2 separate regions of the Homo sapiens genome follow, and region 2 is linked to region 1. Evidence: read pairs that join two places in POLR2A ChIA-PET (ENCODE). Cell type or tissue: MCF 10A. All regions are shown on one strand.

Region 1 (8,000 bases):
GGGTCTTCCTATGTATCCTCTTCCCACAGGACGCCATCTTCAGGATGGCCAGAACTTGAAAAATCTGTGATCAGTACAGTATCAATAGCAAAAGCAGCCTAATACAAAACCTTTCTTAGGGACATCTATATTTATATGGGAGAAAATACCTCAATGCAAAGGAAAAACGTGCTAACAGTGACATTTGAGGTGTTGGGCAGGGCAAGCATGGTGATTATTTGAGTTAGGAGACCTTTCTTCTTTTAACTGGCATATTCTCAAATTGCACCTTGCAGATACACCTATTCTCTGCTCGTCATGCATGTATGACATGTATCTTAAATACAGATGATTACCAAGTAACAAGATTAAGATTCATTTGTCACTTATGAAATCCATCTTGCTGCATTTCAGCTAGAGTGTCATATGCCCCAGTTTGCCCAGAAAGGTGCCAGTTTCCCTGTTGACCAGAATAATTAATAGTAGTACCCCCTTCACTCTCAAAATTAAATGCTTATTGTAATTACACTAACCTATATGCATAAGTATCCTTAAATATATGTGTATGCGTGCACACAGAACATGTATGCACATGAGTGGGAGAGAGACTACGTGCATTAAAAATGCACACAGTAGAACTTGGAATCCATTTTCCTTCAGAAACAATATCACACAGGGTGGTTGGGTTTGTAAACCAAAAGATGTCTCAATTAATTTAGAAGTTTATTTTGCCAAGGTTATGAATTGTGACTCATGGCACATCCTCCAGAGGGCCTATGGGCATGTGCCCAAGGTGGCTGGGCTACAGCTCAGTTTTATACATTTTAGTGAGACCTAAGGCATCAATCAATACATGTGAATATACGTTGGTTCGCTCTGGAAAGGTGGGATAATGTAAAGTGTTGCGGGAGGTGGGCTTCCAGGGGTTTTTATAGGTGGATTCAAATATTTTTTTGGTTGGCAATTGGTTGAAAGAGTTAAGTTATATCTAAAGACTTGGAATCAATAGAAAGGAGTGTCTGGGTTAAGATAAGGGGTTGTGGAGACCAAAGTTCTTATTTTGTAGATAAAGTCTCATAGGTGGCTGCCCTTAGAAGCAATGGCAAATGTTTCCTATTTAGACTTTTAACAGGTGCTGGGCTCTCAGCCAATCTCTTTAGGATCAGAAAATACCTGGAAAGGGAAGGGGATTCTCTATAGAATGTAAATTTCCCCCACAAGAGACAGCTTTGCGTATTTCTTTGACAAAAACACGTCAAAGAAATATATTTGGGGCTAAAACACTTTGATTTATTTCAAGGCCCTGCTATCTATCCTGTGATGCTATCCTAGAGTCAGGTTGGAATTTGGTATCTTACTGCTACAAAGAGTCTGTTCTGTCGGTCTTAGGATCTTTGTTTTAATGTCAATGCTTGTCAGTTGTGCCTGAACTCCAAAGGGTGGAGACCATAATGAGCTATGTCTGACACCCCCTTCCCATCAGGGTCTCAACTGGTTTTTCAGGTTTCAGTGAGTCCCCTTGGCTGACAGCAGGGTTCCATTAAGTCAGTTGGAGGACTTAGAATTTTATTTTTGGTTTACAGATTCTAAGACCTTTTAGAAAACCATTTTACGATTGCAGATCCCCAGTCTGCCCTCTTTCATCCTGCTCCACCCAAAAGGCTGATCTGAATGATCTGCACTCACTGGCCCCTTTGTTCTCTGGCTTCTGGTTGGGTTCACCCAATGGGTGGAGGGAGATGGAGATTTGGATGTTGACTCCCTGGCTCCCTGCTCACTTAGCACAAGCTGACTGTGTCTCTCCACTGAAGATGGTCTGGCTGGTGGCCGTACCCACAAAGCTGTCTCCCCCAAGTTTTGATAACTACTCCTGTCATTGCCTCTTGAGGCCCAGCGTGACACCTGAGGTTTCCCATTGACATTCTCCATGTGACTGCATCATCCCTTGTGATTTCTCTACATGCTGCCAACATCTCTGGAAACAATCCCTTTATTAAACTCTCTTAAATTATCCAGTTTGAGTGTGTCATGTGTTTCCTCCCTGACTCATGTAAGATTCTTTTGCAGGCTGCTCCAAGATATCAACTACCATGTAAAACATTGCTCCCTGGGAAAATTTACTTCAAGGAGCAAGTCAGATTGCCAGGAAATTATCCATTCCCAATGTTGCCCCAGCAGGAAGAGGGGATCTCACCCTCTCAAGTTGAGTAAATGGGGGTAAGCTGCCCCACCTCCAGTAGTTCTTGACATTCCAGTAGTTCCATGAAACCAGATGGAATGGCTGCATGGTGGCCAGGACTGTAGGCAGCAGCAATAGGAAAGGCCAAAGGAAGAGGCTGGATCCCTACAGTCATCGTGTTCATGTGCAGGGACTGAGCTCAACTGAGGGTTTGTAAGTCAGGGGTGGCTTGAGCACATGTCCCTATGTGCATAGTAATATTAACTCATTCATCATGTATTTATTGAGTGGCTCTTATGCACCAAACATTGTGCTTGGAAGATTTTACATCCATATCTCTTTAAGCCTCAAAACAACCAAGAAGTAGAAATTTTGTTTACAGCTAAAGAAACTACATATACTTTGGGATGGTTAATTTTAGGTGTCAACTTGACTGGGTTGAGGGACGCCTAGAGGGCTGGTGAAGTGTTGTTTCTGGGTGTGTTTGTGAGGGTGTTGCCAGAGGAGATTGACATTTGAGTCAGTGGACTGGGAGAGGGAGAGGGTGCGTAATGTGGATGGGCACTATCCAGTCAGCTGCCAGTGCAGCTAGAACAGGGCGGGTGGAAGAAGATGGATAAATGTGCTTGCTGAGTCTTCTGGCTCTCTTTCTTCTTCCCATGCCAGACGCCTGCTTCTCCTCCTCCTCCTGTTGGACATCAGACTCCAGGTTCTTTGGCCTTAGGGCTCTGGAACTTGCACTGACGGCTGCCCAGGGAGCTTTGGGCCTCCAGCCACAGACTGAAGGATGCACTGTTGGCTTCCCGGATTTTGAGGCTTTCGGGCTTGGACTGAGCCACTACTGGCTTTTCTCTTTCCCTAGCTTGCAGGCAGCCTATTATGGGACTTCAGCTTGTAATTATGTGAGCCAATTCTCCCTAATAAACTCCCTTTTATATATACATATATCCTGTTTGTTCTATCCTTCTGGAGAGCTCTGACTAGTACATGTATTTATATTTATCTGTCTTTCCACACACATATACAAAAACACGCACAAACAATATCAAACAACCAGCAATGAAAATTTGAGCTTAAAGGTACAAAAGCTTAACCAACTGCCTCCAGAAACTGAGATCCAGAGAAGTTAAGTGGCTCACCGGGGAAGGCACACAGGAAAGCCCTGGTAGAAATCAGTGGCTCTCACACCAGACTTAGAGGATGTCTATCTGACTGGTCAGCCATCCTTCTTCAATGCATATGTCATTTCCTATCAATTAACATGTCACTAGAGTGCTAATAGATACATGTATGCCCATGAAGAAACAGCCTTCCTATTCAAGCAATGAACTCATCCCATTCATAATTCCCATGAGAGTGTAGGAAAAGGACAGAACCCAGGGGACTCTGTCGTGCCCACTGTGGGAAGAGTCACACTGATAAAAGTACACTGGAGCCTCTGTGACCAAGAACGTCATTTCTGGCAGGCTGAAGAGAGAAGACCAAGATGGCCAAGGGGACAATGTACACATACAAGAAGGAGGACAACTGAGCAAAGAAAATGCACTGCCACATTCAGTTCGGATTCAACACAGTCCGCAGGGAAACTGTAGCCTCATTTGCTGCAGATGGCTTAGTGAGATGCTGCAGACCACATTTCACGGGAGCCATAAAATGTGCCCTCGCAATGGACATGCTCAGGGTGCTGGCCTCAGTCTCTTTCCTCGTTGGCTCTATTGTCTGTTTCGTATCCCTGTCAACTCTTCAGAGATTTCTCTTTTTCCCCACTACTCTTGTGCCCGAGCCTCTCTCACCAACTGCTGGTGAGCCCTCTGGGCCAGCTAGACATCTTCCTAGAAGTAGGAAGGGAAATACCATATGTCCTCCTGTCTTCTCGTCCCCACCCTGTTTAACACCAAATGCTAATCAACACAGTGTTCTCTCAAGCCCTGATACCTTGAAAATGCCAGAAAGAATTAATCCATGAAATGCAATTCCCTCTTGGGTTCATTCGTCCTCATCTCACAGTTTGTGCAGTTTGGGCAGAACACACAGCAATCAGATGGCTGCCAGGATACTTGTAAATCCCATTACTGTTCCCTGGAGGTGCACCCATATTGGAGCCAAAAAATGACTCATGGATGATCAGTTTCACGGTGCTAAACCCCAATCCCATGACAACATCATACCTCATCAGCTTTGACATTCTGTTTTGCAACTGAATCTTTAACAGAACTGGATTTTCATTTACAGCCACTCTCAAGAAGCAATATTAACTGCATGGGGTAATTCTCCAACCAAGATCAGAGGCCTTAATTTATAATCTGGATAGGGTACTGAAATCAAGAGACAATATAGCACTATGGATTGTGGCATGCCCTTATAATTATCCTAGGCAGGTCTGAGTGAGTACTTATTTTTTTTAACAGTATTAGGTTCCTTTTATGAGCAGAAAATTGACTGCTTCCCACCAGTCCCTTAGAGATGTGATCCATGTTAGTATTCATTTTAAAGATACAAGAAAAACACTTAAATAGTTTTGAGAATGAAATTTACAGTGAATTTTGTGGCTCCCTCTACAATTCTTTAGTTTCAAGGTCAAAGCTTGCCTGATAATATCAACATTAAGAAAGACCTAAAAATAATAATATTAAAATTATAGTTGCTTAGTATTTAGCACCTAGTCTTTAAAAGTCCTTGTTCTAAGTACTGTACATATTATCTTGTTTAATCCTCACACTAATCTTATAAAATAGGACTGCTATTATCCCCATCTTATTAATGAGAAAACTAGAACTTTAAGAGGCCAAAATAAATAAATGTTCAAGGTCACATGGCTAAGTGTGGCAATGTCAGGATTCAAGTCAGATCTCTCTGACATCAGAACCCTCTTCTTCACCTCTAAACAACACTGGAGCAGAGGCAAATGAGATTTGATTTACTCTTCTCCCATCTTTTCTGCCTTACGTTTGTTTTTCCATTTTTCCTCTTTCTGCAATGTTTGGAAGACTGAGGAGTACAGCTCCAGTCTCAAAACAATTTAGCAACTGCTTGAGTCAGAGGCAGTTGACCTTAGAATAACTGGGCAGGTTTTTATTTGAAGCTCTATTTGTTGAATAATAGCTTATCTCTAAAGAGAAGTATTTGGATGCCAAAAAGAAAAAGTGAGGAAAGAAAGATAACACCTAAATTCAGCCCAACATAAACAATGTTGAAATATCTGGAATACATGAGGGCTTTCCACATGAATGATTTATATGATTAGGGAAACAATATGTGGTGACGAGTGTGTGTGTGTGTGTGTGTGTGTGTGTATGTGTATGTTATAGGGACAGGGTCAGGATGAAGGGAATAATATCCCATTATAAGGAAGTTAGTCTAAATCTCTCAGATTTCCTTTCATTTAAAATATTTAGAAAACTTGTAAGTCCTCCCCTGCCAGAAGAAAAATTAACGTTTCTATGCACTTGTTCATTTAATGTATGAGTTCATTTATTTATTCTTTCATCAAACATTTACTCATTCACATTTAAGAGTCTGAACATATATACCATTAAGTTGCAATATACTATATATATATATATTCCAATTTTGTGGGAAAAATATATAATGCAACATAATATTTTATAGTAGTTACATATCACATATTATATTTAATTCAATATAATGTTTTATACTTTATTAAAAATCACATCATATTGTATACTCTGCCTAGGTTATAGATCCGTATTTATTTTAATGTTACATACAAACATTAAAGTTATAGAGTTATAGGTGATTTTTTCTTTTGTATTTTTTGGTTCGCCTAAATTTTCTATAATAAATGTATATTACGTACTTAGAAATGTAACAATATTTATTTTCAAGAACACAGCCTGATAACTAAACTATCCTACTTTCTCATTTCACAAATGAAAAAGCCCAGGCTTTCCTATGATAGTATCAGCTCTGTTAAAGAAACATTCAGCCTCTATGAACTTGTTACAAACCTTTGTCTTCAGAATTCTACATCTCCACCTATTAAGTACTTTCTAAGCAGGTGGGGAAAGGACTGTGGGCTCACACACACATACACGCTCACTCACACTGGAGAATAAGGAGAATGCAGGTTATCACCCTGAGTGGCGCAGTTTGACAGCTGCAGCTTCTCAGTGGTGGCTCTGAAAATGTGGCCTCTGAAAACCTGAGGAGTCGTGATCTGCCTGCACTCACCTGAGCATTCATCATCCCCTTTATATAAATGAAAACAGCAGCAGCCAGCCCCATCAGCCCTATAGAGAGACACTGAACATGTCAGTCTAACTGCAAATGTAACTGAACGCATATTGCCCTTACATGGCAAAGGAAGTTCTCCCCCAAATCTTAATCTAGAAGGGAATGGGTACTGATTTCAGCAGAATGGGATCATCAGACATAGCTGCCATGGAGGAAGGCACTAGGAAGAGATTGCTGACAAGGCAGTGTGTTTTCTAAAGGCAAACACTGGACAAAATCTCTCCCTGCGATGGCGAGACTCACAGAGACAGGACAGCTGGGTGAGTCAGCTGGCTTCTCCCCAGAATGAGCATCAAGACACTTGCCACCCTAAATATGTATCAGGGTTGAGATCCACATGCCAGCTTCTGGGACAAGCAGGGTCTCCCTCAGCTGTGCCATTGGATTGGTTCCTCTTGTTAAAATAGTTAGAAAATTAAGACTCTTTTAATAAGCTTTAATAAGCTTCAGATATGCTGCAAGCATCAAAAGCAACACATGTCTGTTATGGCGGCTGTTGTAAACCTAGAACTAAGGAAGACGCAAATATAAAAAATGATCTCTCCCTCCCCAAGAACTTAGCAGGAGAAGTAAGATTGAAGAACATGCAATAACCAGAAAATACTGCAAGAAAGTGTATTTCCATAAATGTATATACTAAGTATGAATTAGCCCCACAACACTTGAGTATGAGAGATGTACTACCTTCATTCTTCCAGATCAGGCAAATCTGGTTCCCAGTCTTTATCTATCTGACTAGCAGAACATCTGGCATCAGTATTTGTAGGCTCCTTTCTCTCCTCCATCACATTCTGGAAGAATCCCTGGTTATCCTGGCCCTTCGTGTGTGTTGAGAGACATGGACTCTTTTTTTTTTTTTTTTCTGAGACAGAGTTTCTCTCTTGTTGCCCAGGCTGGTGCAACCGCTGCCTCCCAGGTTCAAGCAATTCTCCTGCCTCAGCCTCCCGAGTGCTGGGATTATAGGCACCTGCCTCCACACCTAGCTAATTTTTGTATTGTTAGTGGAGATGTGGTTTCATCATGTTGGCCAGGCTGGTCTCGAACTCCTGACCTTGGGTGATCCACCCGTCTTGGCCTCCCAAAGTGCTGGGATTACAGGCGTGAGCCACCACACTGGCCTCGAGACATGAATTCTACCACACCTTCTTTGACTAAGCCCACTGTTGAGTGAGCTCTTCCTTTATCATGGGTCAGTCACTAACACACACACAACAGGTCCAAAATGTATATAAATACCACACTTCTCAAGGTATGGAACTCAGCGCCAGGCTGGGCTTCGACATTGGAGATCAGTCCCTAGACAGCCCCTAGACACCTACTCCAAGGCCCTGCTCCCTCCCAGGGTTCTGTGGGGAGGGCATCCCTCACTCCTTCTCATCTCAGTCTTTCTCTTTTGAAAGAGTGAAAACAAGACAAAACTAATATCTCAATAGATTTTTCACAGATATATATGTATATGTGATATGTACCCTGCAAAGCACAGGATCTTACTTGAAAAGACAATTAATTTCCCATGCAATGCCAGAGAAAATGGAATTATTCCATAAGCCAATAGCTTTTCCCAGGGTCACCCTAAACTCCCCTACCC
Region 2 (8,000 bases), 70 kb after region 1:
AGTCCCAGGGGTACTGGAGACAGGGCTTGAAGGGTCCAGGACACAGGGGATTGGGCGCTCTGGGAGCCCATGGCAACAGCTCTACAGCTGTATAACACCCCTCCCCAAAACTCCGTAGCTTTAAACAATTGATTCTTTCTCACAATTTTTCAGTCTGGACTGGCTTCAGCGGGGTGATCTTCCTGCTCCCCGTGTGTTTACTGGGGCAGGAATGTCCAAGATGGCTTCTCCAATCACGTGCCTGGTGTCTCAGCTGGGGTGGCTGAAGAGTGGAGACATGGCTGGGCATTGCTGCCTCCATAGAGCCTGTCCCTCAGACCAGCTTGGTTTCTTCACACCACGGTGGTCTCTGGATAGTTGGGCTTTTCATATGGCCAATGGCTTCTAAGAGGGTAGAAATAGATCTGCCCGTTCTCTTAAGGCTTTGGCTCAGAAGTCTCAGTGTCCCTCCAGTACGCTGCTCAAAGCAATTCCCAAGGCCAGTCCTGATTCAAGGGAGGGAAAAGACTTCACCTCTTGAGGGGCAGAACAGCATTGTGTGTACAGAGGGAAGGAAAGTGAAGGACGGCAGAATACACATCAGCCATGTATGTCCCTCTCCTTTGGGTCACTGTTGCAATTTTACATTTGTTTGTGATTTATTTGAGAAGAGTCTCCCAGATGGCAGGGACCGTGACTACACATGCTCACTGCTGTATCTCTCGTGTCTAGCATGGTGTTGATCACATTGCAGAATTTAAAATGCATTTGTTGAATGAATGAATATCCCCTTCAAGATGCAGTAGCCACAGTCACATTGAACTGCTTCAGAGACTGAAATGCTTCCATTTTTGTGTGGTGAAAGTTTGATAAAGGGTTTTTAGAGGGAGTGGGATACAGAAAGCTTTGATTCAGCGTTCTTGCTGGCAGAAGACCTAGTTTTGCTTGAAGGCTCTAGAATGCATATTTTGGCACTGGATCCCAGATGTCTGTGGGAGGCCTTAGGGTGGGGGAGAACTGAAGTGAGAGAAAAGGACTTAATACAATAGGATTCCCCCCATGCCTCCCCTGTTTTATGGATGTTCTTAGCACCCAGCACAGATTTCCTACAACTGATAAAATCATCAATAACAGGAACCACCCACCAAGACTTGCTGGAGCAACCGCCCAGGAAGGCTCTCCTTAAGCAAGAATTAAGAACTTCCTCAAGTTTGGGATGCTTAGTGTGGGGTAAAGGTTGTATTTGGGAGGCAGCCTGGGGTAAAGAAAAGAACAGAGCGTCAGAAAAACTGGGTTTCTTTCCAGCTTTCCCATGCACTAAGGAATAGCCCTGAATAAGGCACTTCTCCTAGCACCAAATCACCTTCCGAAATCCTTTGAGGGCTCAGCCAGCTTCAGGTCTAACGCTCTCCTGACGCACTTAGTTAAGCCATGCTCTGTCTTGTAATGGGATATAAAAAATCCCACCCTTCCAACCTCTTTGCTCCCATCGGTAATGCCCCATCTTCCTGCCGATCCAACCTGGAACAGTGAGACTTGTCATTGATTGAGTCACTCTCTCATCTGCCACATCCACTCACTCCCCAGGTGTTGAGATGCTTGCCTCCTGGGTCTCCTACCTCCCACATCCATTCCAGGCCTGCTGCCTCTCCCCTGTCCAGGTCTTCCTGGATCGCAGACATGGCTTGGTTCCTGCCATCCCTGATTCCAGACACCCTTGCCAGAGGGCGATCAGGATGAAGCTCCTGAGGTTGGAGTTCCAAGCGCACTCACTTGCCTGGGCTCCTTTCCAAGGCCCAGGAAGAGGCGAGCATTTCACTGACAAGGTTACATGTTTGTGTAAGATATTTTAACCACCGTGGTTGTGACCCCTGTCATTTTTCACCCGTTTCCCTCATGTTGAATGGCGGTGGGGTGTCTGCAGGTCTTTTATGATATGCTCATAAAGGGAAGTGGAGTTGGTGATACATTCAGTTCGGGTTCAGTGGAACATGTTTGTGTGGTTTACTTAAAGGTGCCCGCATTGGTTGAAAGCAAATAGTGAGGTTTAGAAACTGTTTTGATTATACTCAGAACATTTTGGGGAATAAAAAGCAGTAATGCAAAGAAATTATAAATGTTTGAGATGATGGATATGCTAATTACCCTGCTCTGATCACTATGCAGTGTATGTATTGAAACATCACTATATACCCTATAAATATGGACAATTATGGGTCAAAAATAAATAAAAATTTAAAATAAATAAAATTAAACTGTATCTCCTAAAAAAACCCCTGAAAACTCACATGTATTCCTACATTTAAATCAACTCTACATAATAACAAATAAATAAATACAAAACAGTAATACATTAGGAAGAAAAGACAGATTTTGAATAAAAGTGATAAATAGGCTCTTGGATTATTTGATAATTTGATTAATAATTTGAATCATGTGGACACAACGGAAACAATTTTAATTTCTTGCTGATTTGGCACAAAATACCAATGTCAACAAGTTTAGCCCAAACCTCATAATACACATTACAGTGAGGACATTGACGATCAAATGTTTGATGAGTGTAATGATTGAAAAGAGTATTTGAGATTAGTCAACACATAAGACAGCTTGAAATCTGAGAGCTCTTACAAACTCATGTATGAAAGAAGCTGGATGGAGGTTTGTGCAACGTTAGCAACAACCCTAAATCTTTACCTCACCTTACCCCCAGGAAGGCATCAGGCTGAAAGGAACTTTCTTAAACCATCAATTTTTTTTATTTGATTTACCATGTCAAGGAAAAACTGAATTATATTTCTATCATGATATAGAAGATGATATGCAAAATCACTGTCATGTGAAGAGACTTTTAAAGACTATATAGCCCCTGCCTCAAATAAAAAGCAGGAAAAAAGTCATAGGAATACCCCAGGCAATTATTTGAAAAGTCATTTTACATCTTTAGATTTTTTATGACATTTTACCATTTTTTTATTTTGTAATTTGTTACGGTTTCCTTTCTCAGTCTATGAAAATATTCTTTTTTCATTCCTAATTTTGCATTTATAAGTTTGTATGCCTTTTCTTAAAGAGGACCCTAAAATACATGAGCAGCGAGCCATATAAAACCTGAGCTACCTTGCCAATAGTCAATTCCCCTTCCTTTCTCCTAAGAGAATACAAATGTATTCAGGGACCCACTTTCTTCTGTCTGACCTTGGGTTTCAAGGGAGGTGGTTCCAGCTGTACTCCCATAGGACCCCATTCCCCTTCCAGTAACTGTTTTAGGCATACACATGTGGTGTAACTCTGGGCGATGAATAGGAAGAAAAGTCTACTGGGGGAGTTGGTGAAAGGTTTGCTTCTTTGATTAAAGCTTTATATTTTTCATTTTTGTTTTAAAAGCCACCCAGGGTGGAGTGCCCTATCTTTGTCATCTGGACTTTGTTGTGTTTGGATGTGATTTCTGGAATCATAGCAGCCATCTTGTGACAGGGAGGACAGCCAGCCTCAGAACAAGCCAACCAGCAGAGAATGATGGAGGGAAAAGAGCCAGCCCCAGCCCCACATTCAGACTTCTGTGTGAAGTAACGATATGTTTTCTTTTTCTTAAAGCCAGTTGAGTCAAAGTTTCTATTACTTGTATCTCAAAGCTTCTCAATGGATACACTTTCTCTCAAAGCTCTCCATTGCCTCTGACAACCCTCTTGGGGTGATTTTTTTTTGCACAGTTAAAATAAAGGGATGATCAGAGAATGATTTCACAAATCACATGGTTTGCCATACAAAGACAAAGTTTTGCTTTCATTCATAAAGCTTAAGAGGAGAGTAACAAGGACAAATCTCATTGAAAATATACTCAATAGACTTTATTGTGTACCATTATTTTGTACATGGTATACGTTGCATACTGTACTGTATATATAGTGTGCAGTGTACATTATTGTGTACTATTAATGTGGTACAGTAACCACGTAGCTTCAATTTTGTTAGAGTCCAATTATTAAAGTCTGGTTGCTCAATGACGATAGATGCAAGCCTCGGTGGAATGTAAGTCTAATTAAAGTTTGAGGTGTAGCTTTATACAAGAGGTTCTTGGAAGAGAAGGCTCAATCAACACAGTGAACAACACAGTGAAGATCTATAATGACATGCAAGAATGCTTAGTGCTTGAGAGGTGCTAGTGTAGGCTGGTGAGGCTCCAGAGATCAGCTCCAAAGCCAATAGGGTGTGGCCCTGCCGTAGCCTGAGCTCTCAGATTTTAAAGAGGCGGCTGACGGAGTGCACCCTGCCACAACCTAAGCTCCCAAAGTCTCTGTCAAACTCTTAGGTTTATATGTATGATGGAGTCCAGTGGTTGAGATCAGTAACTCACATATGGAGTCTGATAAAGTGGAACCATCACATTCCCAAGGGGCAGGGCAAGTTCTTAGCACAGCAAAACACATGTCACTCACATAGCAAACTATGGAAGTGTATGGAGTCTTTTCAAAGCTATACAACAGTCGTTTTCTAGTCTCTTGGTATTTGTACCCATCCTCCCCACCCTACCGTATTTCTGAGGACTCACAGCCACACAGCCTCTAATCTTAATGGACATGTGCTGTGTGTACTCCTTCCCACATTTCATGTGCACAGGCTCACCTGTCTGGTTTCCCTCCCCTTTATCTTCGGGGTACCATATCCAACTCAAGCTCTGAGGCCCATGTGAGCCTTCTCTGATTAATTCAGCTGAATCATCTCTTTTTTCTGTATATTTCTATAGCATCTACAGTTCTTTATCACATAATATGGTGTATGATATTGAATTATACAAAATGATAGAAAAGCATTCTACCTCTGTTAGCCTTGTCTTCTTAACTGTTTTCCCATGAAGGAAGAAATCAATCCACATATATCTTTTCTATCTCTAAAGATACAGTAAGAATTACACAAACACTTATCCAAATTCCACCATCGAGAAATTTAAAATTAAAATTATTTGCAGTATAATCCATATTTCTCAATTACTTACCTGTCAATTTTGCACCCAGTATGGCTTGAAAAAAGCTGCAGATGATGTTAAAGGGCCAGTCAGCCCACCCATGACGCTAAGATAGCTGATGCTACAAACGAGTCACAAAACCAGAATTTGAAATTGAATAAAAACTAATAGCAATGTTGGACTGAAAAGCAATTATTTATATTTATATATAAATGTGTATGAGTACTGCATGATGAATAACTATCAACAATTGCTTTAGAAGCCATTTACAATGTTTTAAAAGTAATCACCTCAGCCTGGCCAACATAGAGAAACTTTGTCTCAGCTAAAAATACAAGAATTAGCCAGGCATAGTGGCGCATGCCTATAGTCCCAGCTACTCGGGAGGCTAAGGCACAAGAATCGCTTGAACCTGGGAGGCAGTTTGCAGTGAGCCATGATTGCACCACTGTACTCCAGCCTGGGCAACAGAGCAAGCCTCTATCTCAAAAAAAAAAAAAAAAAAAAAAAGTAACTACCTCTTATGCTGTGCATTGGGACAACTGGCTAAATTAGCATTGGCATCTTTATAAATGAAGACAAATGTACATGTATTCTACATGGACCAAAGCTGAAACAAGACAGGCAGCTGCGTTGTTTTTTAGATGGTCCTCAACTTATGATGGCTTGACTTATGATTTGTCTACTTTACAATGGTACGAAAGCAAAATGCATTCAGTAGAAATCAAACTTCAAATTTTGAGTTTTCATCTTTCCCCAGGATGTTGATAAACAGTACAATACTCTTGGGATGCTGGGCAGTGACAGCGAGCTGCAGCTCCCAGCCAGCCCTGTGATCACGAGGGTAAGCAACCCACACCCTAGAGTGTGCCGTGTTGCCAGATAATTTGCCCAACTGTAGGCTAAGGTAAGTGTTCTGAGGATGTTTAAGGGAGGCTGAGCTAAGCTATGATGCTTGGTAGGTTAGGTGTATTACATGTATTTTCTACTTAATGATATCTTCAACCTGTGATGGGCTTATCAGGACGTAGCTCCATCGTAAATCAAGGAGAATCTATATAATGCATATTTATTATTTTTCATGTCACTGAAATATGCTATTGTATTTGACTTCACAGTAGTGTACTTATAAGCATTTCTCCTGTTACATTTCAAGTGTGCAGGTTTCTCTCTTCTGAGCTCTGAGTCAGGAAATCTGCTGGCTGTGGATCGTGGATCACACCACAAACCTTCTCACCCCACACCCCACCACATCCTGTGCCTTTTGACAGAGACAGCTGCTCCACACCCACTGAAACACTCAAGGAATGCTCAGTGATACATATCTACATATATTCACTCATTCATTCATAGTTATTTAGGGACACAGTGATAAACTGATTCAGTCTTTGCTATGATGGATTTTAGAGTCTAGTTTAGGGAGCAAACATTAACCAACAATCAAAAAATAAATATGTGTACATATAACACTCATTTTAACACCACTTTACATTAACTCTCAGTTCTAATGCAGAATTAGAATCTCAGTGCTAATGCACTGAGTCTTTATCTTACGCAATGAATATCCATGAAGAAGATTCTGGAGGTCCAGTGAAGTCCTATGGAGAGAAGAGCAGATCCAATTGCAGAGACCCAATCTTCAGGAAACCTAGTTACCAACTTTAATAAGTTCCTCCTTTGTTTTTTTTTTTTTTCTAAATGGACTGTAATCTGTGTATGCCGTTTCTTCATAGCACATTGAGTCATCCTCTTGCTAGGCTTAAAACAGGTGCACTCACTAGAACAGGTTATGTTCAGCCGAGGTAACAGGCACTCCTAAAATGACAGTAGCTGAAAACAGCAAAGGTTTATTTCTCATGTTACGTGTCCTTCACTTGGAACACATTCTTCTTTTTACTATCTTCACTCAAGAACTCAAGCTGAGGAAGTTTCATTTCTGAAGAAAAAAAAGAAGATGAACTGTTCTAGCTTGAAACACTTATCACATCTCATTGGCCAGATCAGGTCAGATGGCTCTGCTCAACCACAGAGGGGGACAGGAAACAGCTTTTTGTGTGTCTTGAAGGAAAGAATTGGGTACCAGTGTAGCACTAATGACTACCTCTGTGTGTTTCACAGGATCAAAGTCACCTGAAAGGAAGGCTGGTGTCAGCCCAGGAGCAGCCAAATCCCATTGTACCACTGTTTTTTCTTGGGTGGCATCTTTGATTGGATAATATCCTGCCTTTCTTTACTTACTCCATAGTAAAGATCCCTCTCAAGGCAATTGATACTCATTTGAAAAACTAAAACCACATATACTCAAAAGGGTCTTCTACAGAAGATAGCTATGAGAATTATGTATGATCATTGTATGTTTTCTTGAGGATGCCTGGGGGCTAGGACTATTGAGGACATCCACAGATGAAGAGGAGGCAGCAGCCAGTGCCCAGGTCCCAGCGTATAGGAGATGCACACAGGACTGAGTTCTCCTTTCAGTCCAAAAGGAAAAGATGGGTGCTGGAGCTCAGCTTTGGCCCTTTCAGGTAGTAAATGATGCAACTGTGTTGACTGCATCATGTGGAGGGAGAAGTTGCTGGCTTGCTTGTTTTTTAAAGACGTTTCATCACCAGCCCCTAACTACAGCCCCACAGGCCACACTTTGCTCACTAACAATGACTTCAGAAACTCAAGAGCTGTGCTATTCAATATGGTAGCCACCAGCCACAGGTAGCTCTTTAGATTTCATTAAATACAATTTAAAATGTAATTCCTTGGTTGCACTAGCCACTTTACAAGTGCTTAATAGTGACATAGAGCTAGTGGCTACCATAATTCTACAACACAAATATAGACTGTTTCTATCATCACATGAAGTTTATTGGACAGAGCTATTCTACAAGACCCAGGTTTGAGAACAGGACACCATCTCTGATGTACTATTGCCAGAATAATAGAACTTGAATTTTATCAAGACTATGATTCAAGGAAATGCAGAAACTGGAAGAACATGTAAAAATGGCCGGGCGCAGTGGCTCCCACCTGTAATTCCAGCACTTTGGGAGGCCGAGGTGGG

Evidence for each region. ChIA-PET counts read pairs that join two places held together with the same protein. Peaks named below come from ENCODE experiments on the same cell type or tissue, not always from the same donor. Only the 100,000 strongest peaks of a DNase experiment are listed, where the experiment ranks them.
Region 2: POLR2A ChIA-PET joins it to region 1 with 9 read pairs; 2 of 35 experiments call an interaction of 5 or more read pairs at or near these places.

Annotation. Positions count from the first base shown.
Region 1 is chr9:86,729,003-86,737,002 of GRCh38, reverse strand. No RefSeq gene overlaps it. Among named protein-coding and RNA genes, the nearest start is that of LINC02834, 25 kb to the right of the region's middle. In MCF 10A, no CTCF peak of the experiment used is centred here; DNase peaks (open chromatin) are centred at 732, 4,282 and 5,272.
Region 2 is chr9:86,658,556-86,666,555 of GRCh38, reverse strand. No RefSeq gene overlaps it. Among named protein-coding and RNA genes, the nearest start is that of LINC02834, 46 kb to the left of the region's middle. In MCF 10A, no CTCF peak of the experiment used is centred here; no DNase peak of the experiment used is centred here.